Regions from separate parts of the Homo sapiens genome. Here region 2 is linked to region 1. Evidence: chromatin loops called from intact Hi-C (ENCODE). Cell type or tissue: PC-3. All regions are shown on one strand. Links, peaks and the distances in the headings refer to the core of each region. The heading gives the core; the rest is flanking DNA.

Evidence for each region. Peaks named below come from ENCODE experiments on the same cell type or tissue, not always from the same donor. Only the 100,000 strongest peaks of a DNase experiment are listed, where the experiment ranks them.
Region 2: it touches region 1 in a loop (2.4-fold over the local background); 4 of 110 quality-filtered maps call a loop at or near these places.

What each region holds. Positions count from the first base shown.
Region 1 is chr1:162,501,095-162,506,483 of GRCh38, forward strand. It overlaps UHMK1 (U2AF homology motif kinase 1), which reads left to right. Exons shown (of 8, transcript NM_175866.5): 3 at 1-10; 4 at 2,660-2,754. Among named protein-coding and RNA genes, the nearest start is that of UHMK1, 6.0 kb to the left of the region's middle. In PC-3, for the core only: no CTCF peak of the experiment used is centred there; a DNase peak (open chromatin) is centred at 2,027; H3K4me3 peaks cover 1,748 bases; H3K27ac peaks cover 1,530 bases.
Region 2 is chr1:162,580,219-162,585,607 of GRCh38, forward strand. It overlaps UAP1 (UDP-N-acetylglucosamine pyrophosphorylase 1), which reads left to right. Exons shown (of 11, transcript NM_001324116.5): 5 at 1,069-1,241. Among named protein-coding and RNA genes, the nearest start is that of UAP1, 21 kb to the left of the region's middle. In PC-3, for the core only: no CTCF peak of the experiment used is centred there; no DNase peak of the experiment used is centred there.

The DNA.
Region 1 (5,389 bases), core at 107-5,106:
GGAATGGAAGGTAAACTTCACCAGTGCTTTGCTTTGGGGTCCTTACTTTCAACTTAAGAGTATTCAATTTATGATGATTTTTTTTTTTCTTTTGAGATGGAGTTTCACTCTTTCACCCAGGCTGGAGTGCAGTGGCGCAATCTCAGCTCACTGCAACCTCCACCTTCCGGTTTCAACCAATTCTCCTGCCTCAGCCTCCTGAGTAGCTGGGATTACAGGCGCCAGCCACCGTACCCGGCTAATTTTTGTATTTTTAGTAGACACGGAGTTTCACCATGTTGGCCAGGCTGGTCTCAAACTCCTGACCTCATGATGCACCCGCCTGGGCCTCCCCAAGTGCTGGGATTACAGGCATGAGCCACCGCACCTGGCCAATTTATGATGATTCTTTTAGAGAACTCTTGATTGCTGTCTGTTGTCCATACTCCTCTTTTTCTATTGATGATACTTGAATGCCACTACCAACTCCTATGGCTATCAATCTGCTAGTGAGTATTGCATTCTTATTGTTCCTAGCCTGTGGCTTGGCATATAGTAAGTGCTTGATAAAATGTTTGAATGAATGCATTTTCCTGAAGAAACAAAAGTGGTTTCTTTTGTTTACTAACAGTAATATTAAGTTCTAAAGTGTTACTAATACAACCATAGCTTATAAGTTAAATGATAAGTTTTATAGATTATCTTAACTGCTTTACAGTTAAAAAATATTTTTGCTGGGCATGGTGGCTCACACCTGTAATCCCAGCACTTTTGGAGGCTGAGGTGGGAGGCTCACTTGAGACCAGGAATTTGAGACCAGCCCAGGCAACGTAGTGAGACCCCAGTCTCTAGTAAAAAAAAAAAAAAAAAAATTATAAAAGGTATTTTAATACTTGTTTAATATCAAGAACAATAATCATTCCAAAACATTGTATTTATTAAACCTCAAAAAATTAGCTGGGTGTGATGGCACACACCTGTAGTCCCAGCTACCCAGGAGGCTGAGGCAGGAGGATCACTTAAACAGTAGCCTAAAGGATACTGATATTATCACAACATTAAAGCCCCACAATACCTTTGAAAACATACTGTAGTTAATTCCTAATTTATAAATGCATAAAAAGTTCATTCAAATATTAGAGGTTTGGAACTTAGATATTAAGCAACAAGTTTTTGATACTAAGCAACAAGTGTTTTTTTGAGCATCTAATACATACTGTATAGCTATTATAACATATAGTTTTGTTTCTTTTAAACACCTGGTCACTGATTTCCATTGTAGCATTTCCTGGAAGGGATATTTTAATAGCCCAATGTATGTACCTGATGCTTTTATGGGTAAAAATTGCTTTCTTGGGAGTAAAATCAGTATCATTCTTTATTATTGATATCCCAAACAATCAAGAGTCTTACGTATTCTTTCTTGGTGCTAATCCAGACATAGATCAGTTATTTGAATGAGTTTTGACTGTCTTTGAGCCTTTTGGACTATATCTGCTTGGCCTAGAGCTCATCAGAACTAGATCACATTCAAATTTGTGTGAAATTTAGAGGGGTGATGTGTAGTAATGGGATCTCCAATATATGCCTCTAGATAAAACGCTATTTTTCTGTTTTATCCCTTTCTATGGAGGCAAAATTGCCAACTGATTATGAGCATAGGCTCTAAAGTCAAGCTACTAGGGTTTGTATCTTGCCTCCACAAAGCTCTTACTAAGTTATTTATTTAGGTTCACTAAGCCATAGTTTGCTTTCTTTAAAATGAGGATAATAATGGCATCTATCTCATAAGACTACTGAGGTTAATAAAGAAATGATACTTTTAGCAAACAGCTCATGGTAAGTATTTAATAAATTTTACTGATAATGATAGTATCTGTTCTTTTAACTCATGTACACAGTTCTAAATTGTGAGTTAGCATAGTATTCAAGGAGAAAATATATTCTGTAAAGATTTAGAGAATGAGTAATATGACAAATAAGATGTTTTAATACTGCATCATATTCGCTTTGATAGTTTATTTCTGCCTGAAAACCAATTGAAGACTCGTTACGGAGATACCCTGAGTCACCTATTATACATTCATTTTTGCATTAAACTACATTCTTATGTGGTTACTTCGGTATTTATTTTTTATTCTTTCATCTAGTAGATGTTCATAGAGTGCTAGGCGCTGAAAATGAAGAAAAAAATGTTCTTCTCCAGAAGTGTGTAATTATGTATATTATTTCCTCTGTTAAGATTGTAGGCTCTTGCTGGGCACGATGGCTCACAGTTATAGTCCCAGCACTTTGGGAGGCCACGGTGGGCAGATCACTTGAGCCCAAGAGTTTGAGACCAGCCTGGGTAACATAGTGAAACCCCATAGCTATAAAAAATACAAAAAATTAGCTGGATGTGATGGCACACACCTATATTTCCAGCTACGCAGGAGGCTGAGGCAGGAGGATCACTTAAACCTGGGAGGCAGAGGTTGCAGTGAGCTGAGATTGCGTCACTGCACTACAGCCTGGGTGGCAGAGCAAGACCCTGTCTCCAAAAAAAAAAAAAAAAAAAAGATTGTAGGCTCTCAGAAGATAGTGTTTTCTGTTGCATTTTACTCTCAAATAGTGCTATATGCCTAGTATTCAATAAATACAGACTGAATAACCAAAGGAAAACTTTTCTCCGTTTTTTAAGGCAAACAGTTCTGCTATTATTGATCACATATTTGCCAGTAAAGCAGTGGTGAATGCCGCAATTCCAGCCTATCACCTAAGAGACCTTATCAAAAGGTATGTTACACGTACCATAAACTTGCTTTGCATTCATGTACTATGTGAAATGGTACGTCTTTTTTTTCTCTGAACAGATTTATATTATTATTTCTATGTAAGGAACATAAGTAATGAAATAGTTTTACCAAATTTGTTTTCAAAGGAATGCTCTTTTGCTCATAGTATCAGATGTTAAGCTTTTCCTGGCAGCTGCCTTTTCACTGGAAGATAGATTCACTGTACCTTTGGCCACTCATAGCCCTGGCAGTTCTGGATACTTGATGGAAAGCAGGTTTTTAAAGAGAGTCTTTTTTAACTAAAGATTGAGTTTGCTTTTGGACTACTCCCCTCCCCCCAAAAAAAGACCCAAAAACCATTTCGAATAAGATAGTTTTTTATTATACTTTAAATAATTACTCTTGACAACGGTCTGGGGACAGATACAGTTTTTCTGATATCTGAATAGATCCGAAAACAATAGATATTTTGAAAATACAAATGTGTACAGTCGTGTCATTTAACAGTAGGGATCTGTTGTGAGAAATATGTCATTAGGTGATTTTGCCATGCTGACATCATATAGTACTTACATAAATGTAAATGATACAGACTTCTGCCCACACCTAGGCTATATTGCACAGTCTATTGCTCTTAGGCTACAACCTATATAGCGTGTTACTGTACCAAATACTATAGACAGTTGTAATACAATGGTAAGTATTGTGTCTAAACATAGAAAAGATACAGTAAAAATACAGTATAAAAGATTAAAAATGGTATACCTTATAGGGCACTTTACCATGAATAGAGCTTGCAGGACTGGAGTTGCTCTGGGTAATTCAGTGAGTGAGTGGTGAGTGAATGTGAGGGCCTAGGACATTACTGTACACTATAAGACTAAGGGTAAACACTGTATACTTTGCCTACACTAAATTTATTTTAAAATTTTTTCTCCTTTTTTTGAGACAGAGTCACACTCCATCACCCAAGCTGGAGTGCAGTGGCACAATCTTGGCTCACTGCAACCTCTGCCTCCCAGATTCAAGCGATTCTTGTGCCTCAGCCTCTTGAGTAGCTGGAATTACAGGTGCATGCCACCATGCCCGGCTAATTTTTGTATTTTTAGTAGAGACGGGGTTTCACCATGTTGGCTAGGTTGGTCTCGAACTCCTGACCTCAAGTGATCTGTCTGCCTCAGCCTCCCAAAGTGCTGGGATTACAGGTGTGTGCCACCGCTTCTGGCCAAAATTTTTTTTCTTCTATAATAAATTAGCTTAACTGTAACTTTTTTACTTTATAAACTTTAATTTTTCTTTATCTTATTTACTTTTAAAATTTTTTGTTAAAAACTGAGACACAAGCACACCTTAGCCTAGACCTACACAGGGTCAGGATCATCAATATCATTGTCTTCCACTTCCACATATTGTCTTACTGGAATGTCTGCAGGGGCAGTAACATGCATAGAGCTGTCATCTCCTATGTTAACAATGCCTTCTTTTGGAATACCTCACAAAGGACCTGCCTGAGACTATTTTACAGTCAACTTTTTGGGGGAGGGCGATGTACTTTAAAGTAGGAATAAAAAAATATATAGTTATAAATACATAAGCCAGTAACACAGCTATGTATTGTCATTATCAAGTACAGTAGTTTTGTTTACATCTATGTCCTACCGCAACACCTGCATTACCTGCATTACCACAAGCATGTGAGTGATGTGTTGCGATAGGACATTATGATAGCTACGATGTCGCTAGGCGATAGGAATTTTTCAGCTCAGTATTATTTTATGAGATCGCTGTCATATATGTGGTCCATTGTTGACCAAAACGTCATTGTGCAGTATATGACTGTATTATTAAATAGTAGGTTTTTCAGATTTCTAGACTATGGACTGGAAGTGAATAAAATAATTAGTATGCTAGAAAAGTATGGATCCCTTGTCTGAGTTAGAGTAGTATAGTTTCCTTTGAATATTGGCCCTATAAACCTTTAAGTTAGTTTTATTAACTCTTTACTTTGAAATAGTTACAGACTCACAGGACTTTGCAAAAATGTTACAGAGAGGTCCCTACCATTTACCCAGTTTCCCCCAGTGGTAACTTTTTACATAACTGTAGTATATACAGTATCAAAACCAGTAAATTGAAATAGGTATAATCCACATGATTTATTCCTATTTCACCAGTTTTACGCATACTTACTTGTGTGTGTTTTTCAAATTAGTTTTAAATAGCTGTTAGTATCTGATTGATATGAGATATTATAAATTGCATTTTACATTGAAGAGATGGGAATGAAAAATTATAAAATGGATTCTAGCCTGGAAGTTAAATTTTCATCTAAGTTCTAGTATTGACTTTCTTATTTTTATTTTTTTTAAATAATAGCCCCCCCCCCCCCACCATTTTACATAGAATACTAAATTTGGAAACTATAGAAAGTCATCATGAGGAAAATAAAAATTATAAACCCACATTCTAGTGTTAGCACTTTGGTATATTTCCTTCCACTATTTTTCTGCATATTGCATTATATATGCATGCAAGTCGCTGAACCTTTTTTGTTGCTGTTGTTGAATAAAGCACAGACACTAAAAACACTAATTAAACAAATGTGTAGCTTAATCTGTAGGAACATTGTACCCATC
Region 2 (5,389 bases), core at 85-5,084, 79 kb after region 1:
ATAGTGAAAACTTGGAAACCATATGCTATTTAATAAATGAGAGGCTAAATTATAGTTTAAAAATAGCATTAATTCTTAAATAGCATTAAAATAATTGGTGGCATTAAATTCTAAACATTATTTCAGCAAGTTAAGTAAGAGAATGCAAAATGAAAAACTGCATACAGTCTATGATTAGGGCCACTGCTTTGCACAATTCCAGGTAGTGCATACACATCATGGTTTGTTAATGGGACCCACTAGAATTGGACAGTGTATTGCCTGTGTAGCCACATTCAGTGACCCTGAGTACAACCTCAGTCTATAAAAATAGACCTACTGACAGATTTATGTTTATGAGAATCTGTACTTGGAGGAAAGGCTGAAAAGAAATTAATAGTATTAACAGTGGTGCTCTCTAGATGTAGGCTTTTATTTCATCTTAATTATTTTGGTTAATGGAAGAGTTACTATTCTTAGCTGTATTTTGTGAAGTTGTCTAATTTTTCATCACTTAAGCTATGGTTAAGGTTGTTATTGGACAAAGTACATTAAAGCAGCATTATAAATAGATGGAGAAAGAAGAGGCTTTATTTATATCTCGTTTAAATCACCTTAGGCCTCCATATCAATCTGTTTTTTTAACAAATGATTTGATACAAAATACTTACGTATTTTTGAGATGGGTGAAATTGTCAGCATTGGGGTTATAAATACAGAGCTAACTTGAATCATACAAATGTTAATGAAACTTGAAATGTTATGAAATAATCATTGCCTGATAAAGGATTTTATATCATACAATATATTACTAAAAGGGGCTGAGTTAAAAAGAAAGATATGGTTTTTGGGGTTGCCTGATCTTACATTGATAGTGTTATTCTCTGGATAGTTAATGCTAAGTAACCTTCAAAATCCTATAGTTCAATTTTTTTGACACCTGATTCCTTCCTTATGGATATTCAGTTTTCTTGCCTTTGTAAAGCGAATTTTGTTTTTTAGGGATCTTAACCCTAGTTTGGAAACAATCTTTGTGTTACCTTTATGATGGATTTTGATATGCTACTAATGGGCTATTTTGTTTTCCAGATGGGAATGGTGGTCTTTATCGGGCACTTGCAGCCCAGAATATTGTGGAGGATATGGAGCAAAGAGGCATTTGGAGCATTCATGTCTATTGTGTTGACAACATATTAGTAAAAGTGGCAGACCCACGGTTCATTGGATTTTGCATTCAGAAAGGAGCAGACTGTGGAGCAAAGGTAATGCCTTTCTCAACTATGGTGAGGCTTTTGATGGTCTTGCTCTGTCATATACGCATTCCAGAAGTCAAACCAAGTTTATTAGGGTGATTTGAATATTTTAGAACCATTTATCTCTCTAAAGTAACTAAACGGTCCCACACCCACTTTTTTTCTTAAATTGGCAAGACTTGATTCTAGATGTAATGTTGTATACTTATCACAGGTAAGAGTTTAAACTATGTGAGGAGGATTTGTAAGTACTTCGGAAAGTGGTCATCACTAGACCTGGGTTGGATTCATTAATATCAAATTGTGTTCAATCAGATTAACCCAACTTTTTTCCTGTGACAAAGTTATTGGAGTAGGTAAGGAAAATGTGGTAGAAATAACAGATTTAGACTTCCTAAGTCAGGTGACAAGGTATCTTACGATGTTCTTTCGAATAAGATAGAAATATGCAAGTTGGGCATAAGGACAATTAAAGAGGTGAATAACTGCTTGAATGACCACACACAGACTGATACTAAGTTGGAGGGAGGTTTGTAATGATATGTAATGAGTCTGTTCTTGGCATTGTACTTTTCAACACGTTTTTAGTTGTATAGGTGATGGCATGTCTTTATGGTAGCAAAAAATATATATATTATAGCTAGAAATAAAATAGACAGCAAACATGCAAACCTTTAAAAACACTTTGGAAGACCTAAAAATACTGATATAAACATTACTAGAAGTCTGTATAGGTATCCATTCTCATCAAAAACAGTGTAATAAAAGCCCAGTCAAAATCTCAGTGAGACTATTTTGGGGACACTTGACAGAATGATTGCAAAGTTTAGAATAAACATGTAAAGGTGGCCAGGAAAATGTTGAAAAAGGATGAAGATAAGGGAGGAAAGGGGGCCGAAGACCATCTATCAAGCATTAAAAGGAATTGTAAATTAAAAGAGTGTGGTACTGGAACCAGAATAGAATGACAGATTAATGAAAATAGAGTAGGTCAGTCAGAAACACATCTGTGTATGTATAAGAAGAACACATTTTATAAAATATGGCATTTTGACTCAGTGGAGGAAATGAATGAAATAACTGGCTAACAATAAAGTAAGATCTCTCTGTCAAAGCTCATACAAATATCAGTTTTAGGTGGATTACACAGTTAAATATTTAAAAATGAAATCATAAAGGTATTAGAAGAAAATTAGAAGAATTTTATAATTGTGATGCAAAAGGAAGACCTTTCTACTGAAAGCAGTAACCATATAGGCTTCTGACAAAAACAAATTCGATTTCAAATTATTTTGAAATATCTGTATTTAAAAAGAAGATCTGCCAAAGAAGTTATTTCTCTCAAAGTTAATCTAGAAATTTTATGCAAAGTCTCATTGGAAGCCGAAATCTTAAATTTACTGATACAAGTTTTGAGAGATTAAGCTGATAGACCTAATAAGCCTCCTCTGGACTCTGAAAATAAGTGTTGGTTTAGTTCAGTTATTTAAGACTTCTATCTGTTCCAATACTCTGTGAGTATCTGAACTGTATTTTTTTTTTTTTTAGCCACAGACTCACTATGTCATCTAGGCTGGTGTGCAGTGGCAGGATCTCGGCTCACTGCAACCTTTGCCTCCTGGGTTCAGTGATTCTCCTGCCTCACCCTCCCCAGTAGCTGGGATTATAGGCACACGCCTTCCACTTGGTGTCACTCTTTTTTTTTTTTTTTTTTTTTTTTGAGACGCAGTCTTGCACTGTCGCCTGGGCCGGAGTGCAGTGGCATGATCTTGGCTCACTGCAACCTCCGTCTCCCAGGTTCAAGCAATTCTCCTGCCTCAGCCTCCTGAGTAGCTGGGATTATAGGCACCCACCACCAGGCCCAGATAATTTTTTTGTATTTTTAGTACAGACGGGGTTTCACTATGTTGGCCAGGCTGGTCTCGAACGCCTGACCTCATGATCCACACACCTCAGCCTCCCAAAGTGCTGGGATTACAGGCGTGAGCCACCGTGCCCAGCTGGTGTCACTCTTTTTTCCTAAAATAGAAACTTAAAATTGTACTGTTACGAGCTTCAGAACCAATTTAAACTTTATGCAATCAGAGAGTGTTCAACCTGGAAGGGACCCCAGAGATCATCTGGTCAACCCCTTTGATCTCAGAAATGAGAATCCTGAGTTCTAGTACTTTGTTTGTTTATTTATTTATTTATTTATTTGACAGGGTCTGGCTCTGTTGCCTAGGCTGGATTGCAGTGATGTGATCTTGGCTCACTGCAACTTCTGCCTCCAGGCTCAGCAATTCTCCTGCCTCAGCCTCTGGAGTAGCTGGTACCACAGGCGTGCACCACCACACCTGGTTAATTTTTCTGGGTCTTTTTGTATTTTTAGTAGAGACAGGGTTTCACTGTGTTGCCTAGGCTGGTCTTGAACTTCTGACCTCAGGTGATCTACCTGCTTTGGCCTCCCAAAGTGCTGGGATTACAGGCGTGAGCCACTGCACCCGGCCAGAGTTCTAGTACTTTATAAGACTCAGGCTCAAGGTTCTTTATCACATTAACAGAGCCAGGATTAGAGTTCATGTTTCCCAACTTCCTAGTCTTATATTATATTACATTATAGAACCATACTCTTCAGATTAGTTTTTGCTGACAGTTCAAAAATCTTTAAACTGGTGTGCTAACTTTTGTGAGTACACTAATCATGCAAAGATGCAAGTGTTAAGTCACTCCTCTCCATTACCTGTGGGCTCTGTAGGATAAATCCAGACTCAGTCTTCCTTGCAAAGACACTCACTGTTTAGTCCTGTGTCTGGCATGTAATGTAGTAGTCATTCAGTGAATGAATAAGTAAATATTCAGATGGAACCAAAACATGACTAGACTGGCATATATTAAAATCTTTTAGAAATGTTAGAAGCCGTTTACATAATTGCTCCCCTGCCCTTTTAAAATAAGAAAATCAAAGCATTAAAATATGTATCTTAAAGCACCTAAGTTAGGGGATGATTCATACTGTGGTAGTAGAATTATTTGCAGTACTTTATTTTTATTGTATTTATTTATTCTGAGACAGGATCTCACTCTGCCACCCAGGCTGGATATGCAGTGGCATTATCATGGCTTCACTGCAGCCTCGACCTCCTGGGTTCAGGTGATCCTCTCACCTCAGCCTCCTGAGTAGCTGAGACTACAGGCACCCAGCACCATGCCTGGCTAATTTTTGTATTTTTTGTAGAGGTGGGGTTTTGCTACATTGCCCAGGCTGGTCTTGAAATCCTGGGCTCAGGTGATCTGCCTGCCTGAGCCTTCCAAAGTGCTGGGATTACAGGTGTGAACCACTATGCCTGGCCTGCAGTACTTTAATAGGCCCCTGTCTTGGTGCATTAAGTATTTTTTATGGAGTGAAGAACATGAGAAAAGACTGAAAGAGTGAGGTAGTTTGCAAAAGTACAAAGTTAAAAAGGTAGGAACCATTGTTAACTGAAGATCATTTTGTAAAGCAATTATAGTAACTCTGAGGTTAAAGTGTTATTTTGGACTCAGCTTTTCTCTCAGCTCACTGCAACCTCTGCCTACTGGGTTCAAGTGATCCTCCTGCTCAGCCTCCCAAGTAGCTGGGATTACAGGCATGTGCCACCACACCTGGCTAATTTACCATGTTGGCCAGGCTGGTCTCTTAACTCCTGACCTCAAGTGATCCACCTGCCTTGGCCTCCCGGAGTGCTGGGATTATAGGTGTAAGCTACTGTGCCTGGCCCTGGACTCAGTTTTTCTGGATTAAACTTATGAAATATTGAGTACACCTTTTAAGTTTATACTGTATATCTTTTTTTTTTTTTCTGAGATAAGAGTCTTTCTCTTGTTGCCCCAGCTGGAGCGCAATGGCGCAATCTTGGCTCACTGCAATCTCTGCCTCCCAGGTTCAAGTGATTCTGCTGCCTCAGCCTCCTGAATCGCTGGGATTACAGTGCCTACCACCATGCCTGGCTAATTTTTTTTTTTAATTTTCAGTAGAGATGGGGTTTCACCATGTTGGCCAGGCTGGTCTTGAACTCCTGACCTCAGATGATACACCCACCTCAGCCTCCCAAAGTGCTGAGATTATAGGTGTGAGCTACCACGCCCGTTCTATACTTTATATCTTTTCTGTATAATATAAATGGATTCCCACTTCA